Regions from separate parts of the Homo sapiens genome. Here region 1 is linked to region 2. The links are chromatin contacts, found by Hi-C or POLR2A ChIA-PET in ENCODE. All regions are on one chromosome and are shown on one strand. The core of a region is the stretch at or near the end of the contact, and the rest is flanking DNA. Distances in the headings are between cores, read along the strand shown. Region 1 overlaps TMPRSS7 (transmembrane serine protease 7). Region 2 has its middle 220 kb from the start of CD96.

What was found. A loop is a pair of places that touch in the nucleus more often than their neighbours do. ChIA-PET counts read pairs that join two places held with the same protein, here RNA polymerase II (POLR2A). Pooled maps may share reads with other maps.
Region 1: a pooled map shows a loop between it and region 2 (8-fold over the local background). The contact joins two enhancer-like sites. A Hi-C loop is called at or near these places in 1 of 168 maps with a recorded cell type or tissue (naive thymus-derived CD4-positive, alpha-beta T cell) and 3 of 50 pooled maps. POLR2A ChIA-PET finds 5 or more read pairs at or near these places in 1 of 52 experiments (activated T-cell).

The regions. Positions count from the first base shown.
Region 1 is chr3:112,070,092-112,076,941 of GRCh38, forward strand. TMPRSS7 (transmembrane serine protease 7) reads left to right here. Exons shown (of 18, transcript NM_001395507.1): 14 at 4,205-4,321; 15 at 5,230-5,401; 16 at 6,785-6,850. Among named protein-coding and RNA genes, the nearest start is that of C3orf52, 13 kb to the right of the region's middle. Within about 2 kb of position 2,605, at least 2 of the 41 ENCODE cell types and tissues checked have a DNase peak (open chromatin) inside an H3K27ac peak, as active enhancers do.
Region 2 is chr3:111,319,655-111,326,717 of GRCh38, forward strand. No RefSeq gene overlaps it. Among named protein-coding and RNA genes, the nearest start is that of CD96, 220 kb to the right of the region's middle. Within about 2 kb of position 4,522, at least 3 of the 41 ENCODE cell types and tissues checked have a DNase peak (open chromatin) inside an H3K27ac peak, as active enhancers do.

The sequences.
Region 1 (6,850 bases), core at 1,355-3,854, 750 kb after region 2:
AGTCATTCAGGAGCAGGTTATGCAGTTTCCATGAAGTTGTGCAGTTTTGAATGAGTTTTTTAATCCTGAGATTTAATTTGATTGCACTGTGGTCTATGAGAGACAGTTTGTTGTGATTTCTGTTCTTTTACATTTGTTGAGGAGTGCTTTACTTCCAATTATGTGGTCAATTTTAGATAAGTGTGATGTGGTGCTGATAAGAATGTATATTCTGTTGATTTGGGGTAGAGAGTTCTGTAGATGTCTATTAGGTCCACTTGGTGCAGAGCTGAGTTCAAGTCCTGGATATCTTTGTTAACCTTCTGTCTTGTTGATCTGTCTAATATTGACAGTGGGTGTTAAAGTCTCCCATTATTATTGTGTGGGAGTCTAAGTCTCTTTGTAGGTCTCTAAAGACTTGCTTTATGAATCTGGGTGCTCCTGTATTGGGTGCATATATATTTAGGATAGTTAGCTCTTCTTGTTTAATTGATCCCTTTACCATTATGTAATGGCCCTCTTTGTCTCTTTTGATCTTTGTTGGTTTAATGTCTGTTTTATTAGAAACTAGGATTGCAACCTCTGCTTTTTTTTGCTTTTCATTTGCTTGGTAGATCTTCCTCCAACCCTTTATTTTGAGCCTATGTCTGTCTCTGTACATGAGATGGGTCTCCTGAATACAGCACACTGATGGGTCTTGACTCTTTTATTATTATTATTATTATACTTTAAGTTCTAGGGTGCGTGTGCACAACGTGCAGGTTTGTTACATATGTATACATGTGCCATGTTGGTGTGCTGCACCTGTTAACTTGTCATTCTTTATCCAGTTTGCCAGTCTGTGTCTTTTAACTGGGGCATTTAGCCCATTTACATTTAAGGTTAATATTGTTATGTGTGAATTTTATCCTGTCATTATGATGTTAGCTGGTCATTTTGCCCGTTAGTTGATGCAATTTCTTCATAGCATCGATGACCTTTACAATTTGACATGTTTTTGCAGTGGCTGGTACCAGTTGTCCCTTTCCATGTTTAGTGCTTCCTTCAGGAGCTCTTGTAAGGCAGGCCTAGTGGTGACAAAATCTCTCAGCATTTGCTTGTCTGTAAAGGATTTTATTTCTCCTTCACTTATGAAGCTTAGTTTGGCTGGATATGAAATTCTGGGTTGAAAATTCTTTTCTTTAAGAATGTTGAATATTGGCCCCCATTCTTTTCTGGCTTGTAGGGTTTCTGCCGAGAGATCCGCTGTTAGTTTGATGGGCTTCCCTTTGTGGGTAACCTGACCTTTGTCTTTGGCTGCCCTTAACATTTTTTCCTTCATTTCAACCTTGGCAAATCTGACAATTATGTGTCTTGGGGTTGCTCTTTTCAAGGAGTATCTTTGTGGTGTTCTCTGTATTTCCTGAATTTGAATGTTGGCCTGCCATGTAAGGTTGGGGAAGTTCTCATGGATAATATCCTGCAGAGTGTTTTCCAACTTGGTTCCATTCTCCCCATCACTTTCAGGTACACCAATCAAATGTAGATTTGGTCCTTTCACATAGTCGCATATTTCTTGGAGACCTTGTTCATTTCTTTTTACTCTTTCTTCTCTAAACTTCTTTTCTCACTTCATTTCATTAATTTGATCTTCAGTCACTGATACCCTTTCTTCCACTTGATGGAATCAGCTACTGAAGCTTGTGCATGTGTCACGTAGTTCTCGTGCCATAGTTTTCAGCTCCATCAGGTCATTTAAGGTCTTTTCTACACTGTTTATTCTAGTTAGCCATTTGTCTAATCTTTTTTCAAGGTTTTTAGCTTCCTTGTGATGGGTTTGAACATCTCCTTTAGCTCAGCGAAGTTTGTTATTACCTACCTTCTGAAGCCTACTTCTGTCAACTTGTCAAAGTAATTCTCCTCCAGCTTTGTTCCGTTGCTGGTGAGGAGCTGCATTCCTTTGAAGGAGAAGAGGCGCTCTGGTTTTTAGAATTTTCAGCTTTTCTGCTCTGGTTTCTCCCCATCTTTGTGGTTTTATCTACCTTCGGTCTTTGATGTTGGTGACTTACAGATGGGGTTTTGGTGTAGATGTCCCTTTTGTTGATGTTGATGCTGTTCCTTTCTGTTTGTTAGTTTTGCTTCTAACAGTCAGGTCCCTCAGCTGCAGGTCTGTTGGAGTTTGCTAGAGGTCTACTCCAGATGCTGTTTTCCTGGGTATCACCAGTGGAGGCTGCAGAACAGCAAATATTGCAGAGCAGCAAATATTGCTGCCTGATCCTTCCTCTGGAAGCTTCGTCCCAGAGGGGCACCCGCCTATATGAGGTGTCTCTTGGCCCCTACTGGGAGGTGTCTCCCAGTTAGGCTACACAGGGGTCAGGGACCCACTTGAGGAGGCAGTCTGTCTGTTCTTAGAGCTCAAATGCCATGCCAGGAGAAGCACTGCTCTCTTTAGAGCTGTCAGAGTGGAACGTTTAAGTCTTCAGAAGTTGTCTGCTGCCTTTGGTTCAGCTATGCCCTGCCCACAGAGGTGGAGTCTATAGGGGCAGTAGGCCTTGCTGAGCTGCAGTGGGCTCCACCCAGTTTGAGCTTCCTGGCTGCTTTGTTTACCTACTCAAGCCTCAGCAATGGCGGACGCCCCTCCCTCAGCCAGGCTGCCGCCTGGCAGTTGGATCTCAGACTGCTGCGCTAGCAGTGAACAAGGCTCTGTGGACGTGGGACCTGCCAAGCCAGGCATATGTGCCACATTTGCTTAATCCAGTCTATCATTTATGGACATTTGGGTTGGTTCCAAATCTTTGCTATTGTGAATAGTGCTGCAATAGACATACGTGTGCATGTGTCTTTATAGTAGCAAGATTTATAATCCTTTGGGTATATACCCAGTAATGGGATTGCTGGGTCAAATGGTATTTCTAGTTCTAGATCCCTGAGGAATCACCATACCATCTTGCACAATGGTTGAACTAATTTACACTCCCGCCAACAGTGTAAAAGTGTCCCTATTTCTCCATGTCCTCTCCAGCATCTGTTGTTTCCTGACTTTTTTTTTTTTTTTTTTTTGAGACAGAATCTTGCTCTGTTGCCCAGGCTGGAGTGCAGTGGCACAGTCTGGGCTCACTGCAACTTCCACCTCCCGGGTTCAAGCAATTCCCCTGCCTCAGCCTCCCGAGTAGCTGGGATTACTGGTGCACACCACCATGCCCAGCTATTTTTTTTGTATTTTTAGTAGAGATGGGGTTTCACCATGTTGGCCACACTGATCTCGAACTCCTGACCTCAGGCAATCCACCCGCCTCAGCCTCCCAAAGTGCTGGGATTACAGGCAGGAGCCACCTGTAATTACGCGCCTGGCCTTTTCTAGACTTTTTAATGATCACCATTCTAACTGCGGTGAGACGGTATCTCATTGTGGTTTTGATTTGCATTTCTCTGATGACCAGTGATGATGAGCATTTTTTCATGTGTCTGTTGGCTGCATAAATGTCTTCTTTTGAGAAGTGTCTGTTCATATCCTTTGCCCACTTTTTGATGGGGTTGTCTGTTTTTTTCTTGTAAATTTGTTTGAGTTCTTTGTAGATTCTGGAGATTAGCCCTTTGTCAGATGTGTAGATTGCAAAAATTTTCTCCCATTCTGTAGGTTGCCTGTTCACTCTGATGGTAGTTTCTTTTGTAATACTGGCAGTTTCTTATTGCTTACTTGCTTTTAATGATGCTCAGGATTGTAGGATACAGAGGACCTGATGTAGAGGAACTTGCCAAATACTGGAATGGAACACGTTCCACTCTCACCCTTGAAGAAACAAACCTCCAAGGTTGTGAACAAATGTGTTGTAATTCACAAGTCTGTCCATTTTGCCTCCTACTGATATAAAATAACTGAGCATGGCTGTGATTTTTGCTCAAAAGTTTTCTTGGAGAATAAGAGAAGGTAATAGCAAAGAGGCTGCAGCCTAAAGCCACTGATATGTCGCACTTCTTCATGTCTCACCTGCTATGGGAGAAAGAAGAGGTGGTTGGATTGATTCTCAACAAATATGCCTGCCAGCGTTCAAATGGCTTTTCTTAGGTGAAGAAATGGATCACTGTGAGGTTGCTTCTCTTCTCTCTGCCATTTATCCCAGAGCAGCAAATACCAATCCTGTGATTAAACCATTTTTTATGGGGTTTGGAGTTATTCATTCAAATCTCATTCACTCAAGTTTGTTTCTGGCTAAGGAAAGCTGTTTCTTCTTTTGTCCATTGTTAGGTATTCCATGCAACAACAGAACTTTTAAGTGTGGCAATGATATTTGCTTTAGGAAACAAAATGCAAAATGTGATGGGACAGTGGATTGTCCAGATGGAAGTGATGAAGAAGGCTGCAGTAAGTAGAAATTCATTCCTTTGGGTTCCTGTATTCCCTCTTCAGTTTACCTGTTTGTTATATTTTCATTCCCTTCTTGGTGTATTTCCCTTGATCGAGGTTGCCATAGCCAAAACAAGAATAGTAACTATTGACAAACTGAGTCTGAAATTGTTTCTCAGAAATAAAAACTCTGGAATGGATTCTGTCTTCTTGATAACAGCATTAATGAATTAAATTTTTAAAATGAGAACTTTCACTTTTTAATAATTTTAATCAAGGGAGAAGATCTTAAATAAAAACCTTGTGAGAAAATAAATAGAAACTGGAACGCAGTGGATGACCTGTTAATGCCTTATGTTACTAACAATATCAAGTGCTGTTTCTTTAGGCCTGACTCAATAACTAATCTCCCACATGCTCCTATTAGTCATGTGGCTACTACTTGGCCATGTGGCAACATGTAAATTATACATCTTTACCAATACTATTTACACTAGCAAACAATTGCTCTGATAACTAGTTTTCCCTGTAGGTTTTCATTTGTCCAGGTCTTATAAATCTTTTCCCCAATCCTTTCTGTCACATCAGCACAACTTCAAAGAAATTCTCAATTCATTTACATTCCTCTTTACCTGACAATCTAAATCCATAGGCAGCTGTTTGTGTCAGTTCAGCTGTTACAGCAGGTCCCCCTCCTCCTCTCATCTGCGTTGTGGTATAGAGACTGTGTCAGGGCATGCTTCAGGAAGGAGGGAGTGGTTTGTTTGTATTGGTTTCAGACAGACTCACATGTTCTCTGTCCTCTAGATAAGGAGATTTCAAATTGCTACCTAGTGAGTCAGTTCCCAGCCAGCACTAAAACTGGCTTAACTTCTAGTTTTTCTTCCAAGTCTACCTTTAAATCACATGCCCTTTCTCCACCAAAGCCTGCAGCAGGAGTTCCTCCGCCCTTCACCGCATCATCGGAGGCACAGACACCCTGGAGGGGGGTTGGCCGTGGCAGGTCAGCCTCCACTTTGTTGGATCTGCCTACTGTGGTGCCTCAGTCATCTCCAGGGAGTGGCTTCTTTCTGCAGCCCACTGTTTTCATGGAAACAGGTAGGGCCTCACGGTCCTTACTTTCAAGTGGCACTCTGTGGCCATAGACAATATATCTGCCCTCAAATTGTGGGAAGCAGATCCCTGTTGGGGACATTCAATCAATTCAATTGCACTTTCATTTTTTGGATCCCACGTGTGTGACAAACATTTTTTTTTAAGGTATTATTGGTATAAAAAAAGCACAAAGGAAACATCAAGAATGAATAGGCTTTTACTAAGGCTGGGAAAATAAGATAGGGCTTTTAACTCAGAGGGAGCAAACTTAAGAGAATGTGTGGAGAATGTGGAGAAAAATGGGCACTGGAGAGTGACTGGAGAATGGAGGTCCCCAATGGGATTATGATGGGATAGATGCTCTTCCAGCCAAGGGTAAGAGGACATCTTAGAAAATAACCTCACTTAAAATTTAAACTTACTATTGGAATCTACTGAATCTTAGGTTAAAAAAATCATTCACTTCTCATTCTGCATTTTTTTTTTAGTATTTCAATGAAGTTACACAGTTTGGATATTTGTTTCCCTGAAAATTATAGGATTTGTGTTAATTATTAAGATAGCTTCACATCTGTTTGATCATGAGTCTCTAATGCTGTGAAACTGCTCCAAATAATGTATTAACCCTAATATTTCTTTGGGTGTCCATTGACACTCATGAGACATCAGCTAAGCAAATTAGTGACCAAAATTTTGGGGCTTCCTCATTTTTTTCACTCCCACTCTTTACCCCACTGCTATGCTGATGGAGATGGACGCTTCACATGGAGATTACAAGTTCTTCTGTGACTTGTGCAAGGTCATGGAGGTCAAGATTGGGATTCTGGAAGGACTGATGGGAATGGCAGTTGGTGACCCTATGAATGGGCATTGTTGAGCAGTAAGAGTAGTGATCATTAAGGCTTCCAGTAGTTTGCCAGAAGGAATTTCATTAAATTCCTGCTTATAGCACTTTGATTTCTAATCTATCTTGGTATTCATATCATTTGAATTTGGTAGTAGGATTCTCCATCAAATGCCATTGTCAGCATGAATAGGAAGAATGTAACAAATTAATTCTAGTTACCAACATTCTTGACCTGTGTGTGGTTCATGAAATACTAGTGGAAAGAAAATGTCCAGGCATTTGCTTAGGACACTGTTGAGTGAATTTTCTATTACTTGCCACTCCTAATACAGCTTACGTCATTTCTGACTTTTTGAGGGAGACAAGGGAGGCTCACAGTTACGCTTTCTGCCATGGTCCCCGGACAAAGCCAGTGACTATAATAACACCCTGGAAGTCAGGCCCTTCTTTTTCAGCCCTCAACTCTTTAGAGTGCTTGTTTGCAAACTGTATGTGGTTCTTTAAGCTGCTAACTTTATGTTTCATTACTGTTCTATCAGGCTGTCAGATCCCACACCATGGACTGCACACCTCGGGATGTATGTTCAGGGGAATGCCAAGTTTGT
Region 2 (7,063 bases), core at 3,272-5,771:
CAAGGGACATTAATAGACATTTTTCAAAAGAAGACACACAAATGGCCAACAAGCATATGAAAAAATGCTCAACATCACTAATCATTAGAGAATTGCAAACCAAAACCACAATGAGATACCATCTCACACCTGTCAGAATGGCTGTTATTAAAAGTCAAAAAGTAACAGACACTTATACACTGTTGGTTGGAATGTAAATTAGTTCAGCCAATATGAAAAGCAGTTTGGTGATTTCTCAAAGAACTTAAAACAAAATACCATTCAACCCCGAAATCCCATTACTGGCTATGTACCCAAGGAAATATAAATTGTTCTACCATAAAGACATGTGCACATGTATGTTCATTGCAGCACTATTCACAATAGTAAAGACATGGAATCAAACTAAATGCCTATTAACAGTAGGCCGAATAAAGAAAATGTGGTATATACTGCATGGAATACTAAGCAGTCATAAAGAAGAATGAGGTTATGTCCTTTGCAGCAACATAGACGGAGCTGGAGGTCATAATCCTAAGTGAACTAACACAGGAACAGAAGAGCAAATACCGTACGTTCTCACTTATAAGTTGGAGCTAAACATTGAGTACCTATGGATAAAAAGAAGGGAACACCAGATACCTACTTAAGGGCGAAGGGTTGGGGGAAGGTGAGGATTGAAAAAACTACATATCAAGTACTATGCTTATTATCTGGGTGATGAAATAATATGTACACCAAGCCCTTATGACATGCAATTTACCTATATAACAAACGTGCACGTGTACCCTGAACCTAAAACAAAAGTTTTTTTAAAGTTTAGCATGTTTAAAAATTTAATTATTATTAACACTATTGAGTTTCAAGTAAATCTTGGTATTATGCAAAAATGAATGTCTATAAGTTAGGACTTATATATGTTTTTCACTCGAGCAACATTTATCTCAAGTTTAATATACAAGGCACTGGACTAAGCCCTGTAAAGTATATGAACACAAATCAGATACAGAGCTTTCCCTGAAGAAGCTCACAATTCAAATGAAAGAGAGAAAAATGTACATAAGTGACTGTAAATCAAGACAGAAAGAAATTACTCTCTTAGTAAAGATTTTAAGGGGGGTCAGAAGATGATGAAATAAATTCCATTTGGAGGAAATAAGAAACAACTTCAGAAAAGACATGACCTTTGAAGCATTGGTTGAATTTGAACATGAAGAACTAGAAGGAGAGCCTTCCAGTAGCATGAAGCTGCGAGAAATGGTGAGATAGCACAGGGATGTGGTAGCCATTGGCCTTTCATGTATATTTTGACTCTCCCTTCCTGCCAGGCATGTGGTAGGATTGTACATCCCTTCTCACTTGAAATTTGTTATGACAACATGGGTCATTTTGATAAATGAAATATGAACAGAAGGGATGTACATTATTTGTGGGCAGAATGAGCACACACTTCACCAAATTGCCTGAACTGTCACAGTGCTTATGGAAACATGAGTCAATATGGAGCTTCCAACAACCTGGGTCGCTAAGCATTGAAATGAGCAGGATGCTGCCACCCCTAACAAACTTAAAAAATATATATTCCTTTTGTGTGTGTGTGTGAAGCAACTGAGATATTGGACTATTTGGTAACACAGCATACACTAGTTCATTCTAATACAAGAATTGTGTACAGTTCAGCCCGGCAGAAGCTTCAAATATAGGAAAGGCAGTGGTGGGAGAGGAGTGACAGATACATAATTATACAATTACAGCAAAATGTGAGAAGTATTCTCATCAAGGTTAACATTCTCAATATATAAAGATGTATATAGATCAATAAGAGAAAGCCTTAGATAACAGCAGGCAAATGGAAATAGGCACAGAGGTTGACAAAATATAACTAATAAGCATATAAAAATGTTAAACATTATTGGTAATTAATGAAATTCAAATGTAAAGAATGAAATGGTACTATCTGCCTTTAAATTTGGCAAAAATATTAAAAATAATAGGATCCTCCCTTGTGTTTTCTGATGGGAATGCAAACTATAGAAATTTCCAGGGAACAACTTGGCAACATGCATGAATGACCTTAAATTTAACCAAGTAATACCTCTTCAAGAAACATTACTTTCTTTTTCACTAATTAAGTCTCTTTAATTTAAAGTTTCCGAAACCAACCAGACATGGTGTGTCCAAATAAGGGTATTTATTGAAAAGATACTGGTGAATCTGGGGATATACAAGGAATGGGTAAAATTCCAGGCTTTGGGAAGGTCAGGAACCAGGGCAGCTTTGGCGATCTTATCAGCAGGATCATTCTTCCTCTGGAATGTTGCCAGTATGTGACTTGGCTAGAAATAACACTCAGTGTCTATGTCTCTCGGGTTAAAATGCCAAATTCCAAAACTAAATAGACTAGTTTGGGTCTGGCATACAACACTGCACACATTAGGTATGGTTAGAAAGGCAGGATTCCACAGCTTGAATATAAATATAGAAAACACCTGCGGGAGGAGCAGGTGGTTCCCAGAGAAGAGATGTTTAACAGGCCACTTGATATGTATCTTAAGGAAATGATCAGAAGTGGGAACAAAGGTTTCTGTGTAAGAGGTTCATCCTAGTGATATTTAAAACAGCAGAAAAAAAGAAACCCAAAAGTCCAGGGGGATGTTGTTTACTTAAATTATTATGAACTATTATTTTCAGTTAAAATTTGTATTCATGAAGAATTCAGTGTTGTGGGAAAAGTGCAAATAATATTATATCCAGTAAAACATTTTTTATAAAAGTTTTTAAAATGCCACAAAACATAAAAATATTAACCAAGGTCTAGTGTGACTGGTAGAGAAGGTTATGAAGAATGAGTACTTTTAAAATTTTTCTTGATTTAAGCAAATTACCTATGATGGTCATGCATGACTTTTATAATCAGAAATTTATGCTATTTTAAAGAAGATGTGCTTGATAGAGGCAGTATTTAGCAGTAGTTGAAATTCCAGAGTTAATCATTCTGTGTTTATATTTTGGTTCTGCCATTTATTAGCTGAGCAATCTTGATCACATGGATTGACCTCGTTCAGGCTGAGTTTTTGTATCTGAACGTGGAGAAATAATAATTCTTACAGCCTTGGGCTTTGTGAGCATTAAGTGTATGTAAAACACTTAGCCCGCTGATGTTTCTCACATCTGATGAAAGGTAGCTATTGTTATAATAACTGAGGAGCACAGATAAGGAACAACTAATCCTACCCGGAAGAGCAAGAAAATGTGATATTTTAACTAGATCTTCTTTCATTTGTATTTATTTCTTGATATAGGGTGCTACTATAAATTGGGTCATTTTGAAAGGAAGTTGGCGATAAATCAAATCCATTAATATAAACATTCCCATAATGTATGGCTCCTCTTCACTTTAAAAGTGCGCCAGGTAGCTTCTGAACTGTGCTCACACAGGGAGACGCATGGGTCTAAGCAATGCAACGAAAAGGCTTGATTCTCCCAGAGCCCTCTGGGGCTTGAACATCTGCAGTGGGGCAAGTTAGACCAACTTCAATAAAGAGTCAGTGCAACCTCCAGCCTCTGGTGCAAAGAAGCCATGAGCTTTGCTTCTCCTTGGCACAGAGGGTGACCTAGAAGCTGCAAAGCCAGGACCAAGTGGCAACTGCCATCTGTACAAAGCAGTGTTGTAATGGGGCTGGGGCTGGTAGGGGTGTGCAGTCCTTGCCCTAATTCTGCCTTTATGTTTCCTTTCTTGCCTCTCCCTCCCTGTCTGAAGCTAAAATTGAAAATAGAGTTTAGAATCTGAAGCTCTCTTACAACCCTCTTTTCTTTCCAATAGGCAAATAGTTCTCATCCATTTTCCACATAAGCCTTACTGTCTTGCTTGGCTAAAGTTTTTCTGACCCTCAAGGTACTTCAGATCATTTGTAGATAATGGGAAAAGCAGTGCCGTTTTATTAATAATAAAGGCCCAAAGCATAAACACATAGTGCCACTCAGCAATATTTATTTTTTAAAAAACCCAAACACGAAACTTTCATGTATGCTGAAATTAAAAGAGCCTTTTCTTTCCTGCTTTTTTGACTTTCTAGCTCCACCCAACCACATTTTTGCTTTTCCTTAAAATATGTACTAAGTGTACATTTAAGTGCAATAGATCATTCAGTACAGGCCAGGAGAGAGCTGATTTTGACTGGCCATCCTACCCTCTTCCCTTCTAAGACTCTTCAAATCAAAACTGTGATAATGGCCTTAGAAATCATCTTGCCTATACGTTTCCATTTTGCAGGTGTGGAAACAGACCCAGATATGCTATGAGATTTAAGATGCCAAGAGATATTAAGGCCTAACAGTTAGAATTATAGCCAGGTCTTCAGGAATTTATTTACCTCCTGAGCTCCCATTTATTTCATCACTCTCACTGTCTTAAGAGTAAAATGCAGCTGAACTGTGCCTGTCATGATAGCTAATTTTCATCTTGAAGATTTCTTAGAGCCTATAGTCCAAGTAAACTACGAGATGGGACAAAAGTAATTTACCTCACTCCACATGCCACTCCATTTCTCCTCTGTACCTCTAAGACCACCTGGGACTTTTTAAAAATACCAATATCAGGTCTTATTCTAGGCCTATTAGTTGAGAATCTCTCAGGGTTGAGCCCAAGTATTAGTATTTTTTAAAATCTCCCCAGGTGATTCTAACGTGTAGCCAGTGTTGAGAACCACTAGGCTGAGACTGCTTCCTTGTTTTTAGTTTCATTTTGTTCTAGCCTCCTTTTTTTTCCATTTCCTCCTCTCTTCCTTTATTATTCTCGTTCATTCCCTTTGCTACTTCTCTCTTATCTGGCTATAATAGGGAATTGAAGTTTATTGTTACATGTTTGCTATATATATTAATTTTTGTTTGCTGCTTGGGCATAATTTTTAAATCAGGTGATTTGAATCTTTTTTTCTCCTTCAAAATATCTTTTCTTCACCCTTCACAAAATTTAATTAGGTTTTTGCTAACATATAGCCTTCGGTTAACTTATTTTCCTGTGTGAAATGGACCTCTGTAGAAAAAAAAAAGGTGACAGAACTCTATCATTTAATGGTTATTAACATACCTTGGACACTATTGACCACCTTTTCTTTTCAAAACCCTTGACATTGCATTGTTCTGGCCTCTGACCACATCCTGACTGATGTTTCATGGCATCTATTTCTCTTCCAGCTCTAACAACCCATTTCTGCTCTCACTGTACACAGTCTTCCTTGGTGATCTCACCTACTTCACAGCATCTGTCTCCCATCGGTGTCTCTTTCACTCTTAACTTTCACTCTTACTCTCTTTCTGCAACTTTATAATTATTAGCTGAATAATCTCTATCCTTACCTTCCTTAGTTCTTCAAAATCAACATAAACTCATCTTTTCCTCTTCTTTTTGCATCTCCACAAAAGGTTCTTTCTCCATTTATCAATGCATATAGTTGTTCATTTATATCCTAATTTGTTCAAATGATAAATAAGTGTTTGCTATCTACAATATACCAGGTAGAATGATAGGTAAGGAAAAGCAATTTTGAGAAATTGAGTTATTGTTAACAATTACTCACTTCTTCCTTCTCCTGGAGAAGGTACTATATCCCCGCTCATTGCTGTGTGATTTATGGTGTTTTCCGTGTGGAAAGTAATACTTTTCTGCTTCATTGACTTTGGGTTTGGTTGGCCATGTGACATATTTTGGGCAAAGGAATATGGGCTGTGATATACACCATGAGTGAGCAAAGGCTTTCAAAAAGCATTGCAAGTTTGGCCAATGCTCTGGCCCTGCCTTCCCTTGCCTGAGAGCAGTATTCCCAGAGAGGGCTTGCCCCTTCTTCCTGGCTTCTGGAACGAGAGGCCATAGGCAAGAGAGCTGCAGCCTGAAGCAGAGCTGCAGCTGACTCACAGTCTACATATCATATGAGCAAGAAATAAATGATAGTTGAAAGCAAATGGTGCTTCGGAATTATTACAGCAGCTAAACTGTGTAATGCAGCAATGATGAATTAAACACTGTCCTTACCAGCCAGGGCTCAGAGTTCAGCAGAGATCTCCAATTCCTAAGATTTGTCTCTTCAGACATTTTCAATTTTCCCTCTTCCAATCTTCTAGATTCAGCATCCACATTGCCAACTCCTTTTCACTGCCTGTCATTCTCTCAATTATTGTCATAGCCTTTATTTCGTTTCCCTGCTCTCAACCTGCTTTCTTAACTCAATTTTTCCTGATAAGTCATTGCCACAGTATATGTTCGTTATGAATCCAAGTATGTTGCAAGTAATCCAAATCTCAACTCAAATTGATTTAAACAATGGAGATATTTATCTGGTTCATGTAACTGAGAGTGTTGAGGCAGAAATGACTTTAGGCAAGGCATGGTCCAATAATTCAAACAATACCAAGGACTTGTTTTCTCTCCATCATTTCTTTTTGACTTTTTTTTTTAAATAAAAAAAACCACAGCTTTATTGAGATATATATCACATACCGTAAAATTCACCTGTTGAAAATATACAATTTAAGGGTTTTAAGTATATTCAGAGTCAAGCAATCATCACCACAAACAATTTTAGAACATTTTTCATCACCTCAGAAAGAAACCCGTTAACCTTTAGGTATTACCCCCTAGTATCTCCATCCCCTCTTCCCCACAGGCCTAAGCAACAACTAATCTACTAGTATCTCCATCTCCCTCCCCCGCAGCCCTAAGCAACCACTAATCCACTTCCTGTGTCTCTAAATTGTCCTATTCTGGACATTTTATGCAAATAAAATCATGTACTACATGGTCCTTTGTGACTGGCATTTTTTCCCTTAGTATAATATTTTAAGGTTCATACATGTTATGGCATGTATCAATATTACATTGCTTTTCATGGCTGAGTAACATTCCATTGTATGACTATACCACATTTTGTTTTTTAATTAGTTGATAGATATTTGGGTTGTTACATCTTTTGTCTGTTATGAATAATGCTGCTATGAACATTTGTGTATTTTTTTGTGAACATATGTTTTCAATTGTCTTGGAATGAAATTGCTGACCCATATGGTAATTCTGTTTAACTTTTTGAGG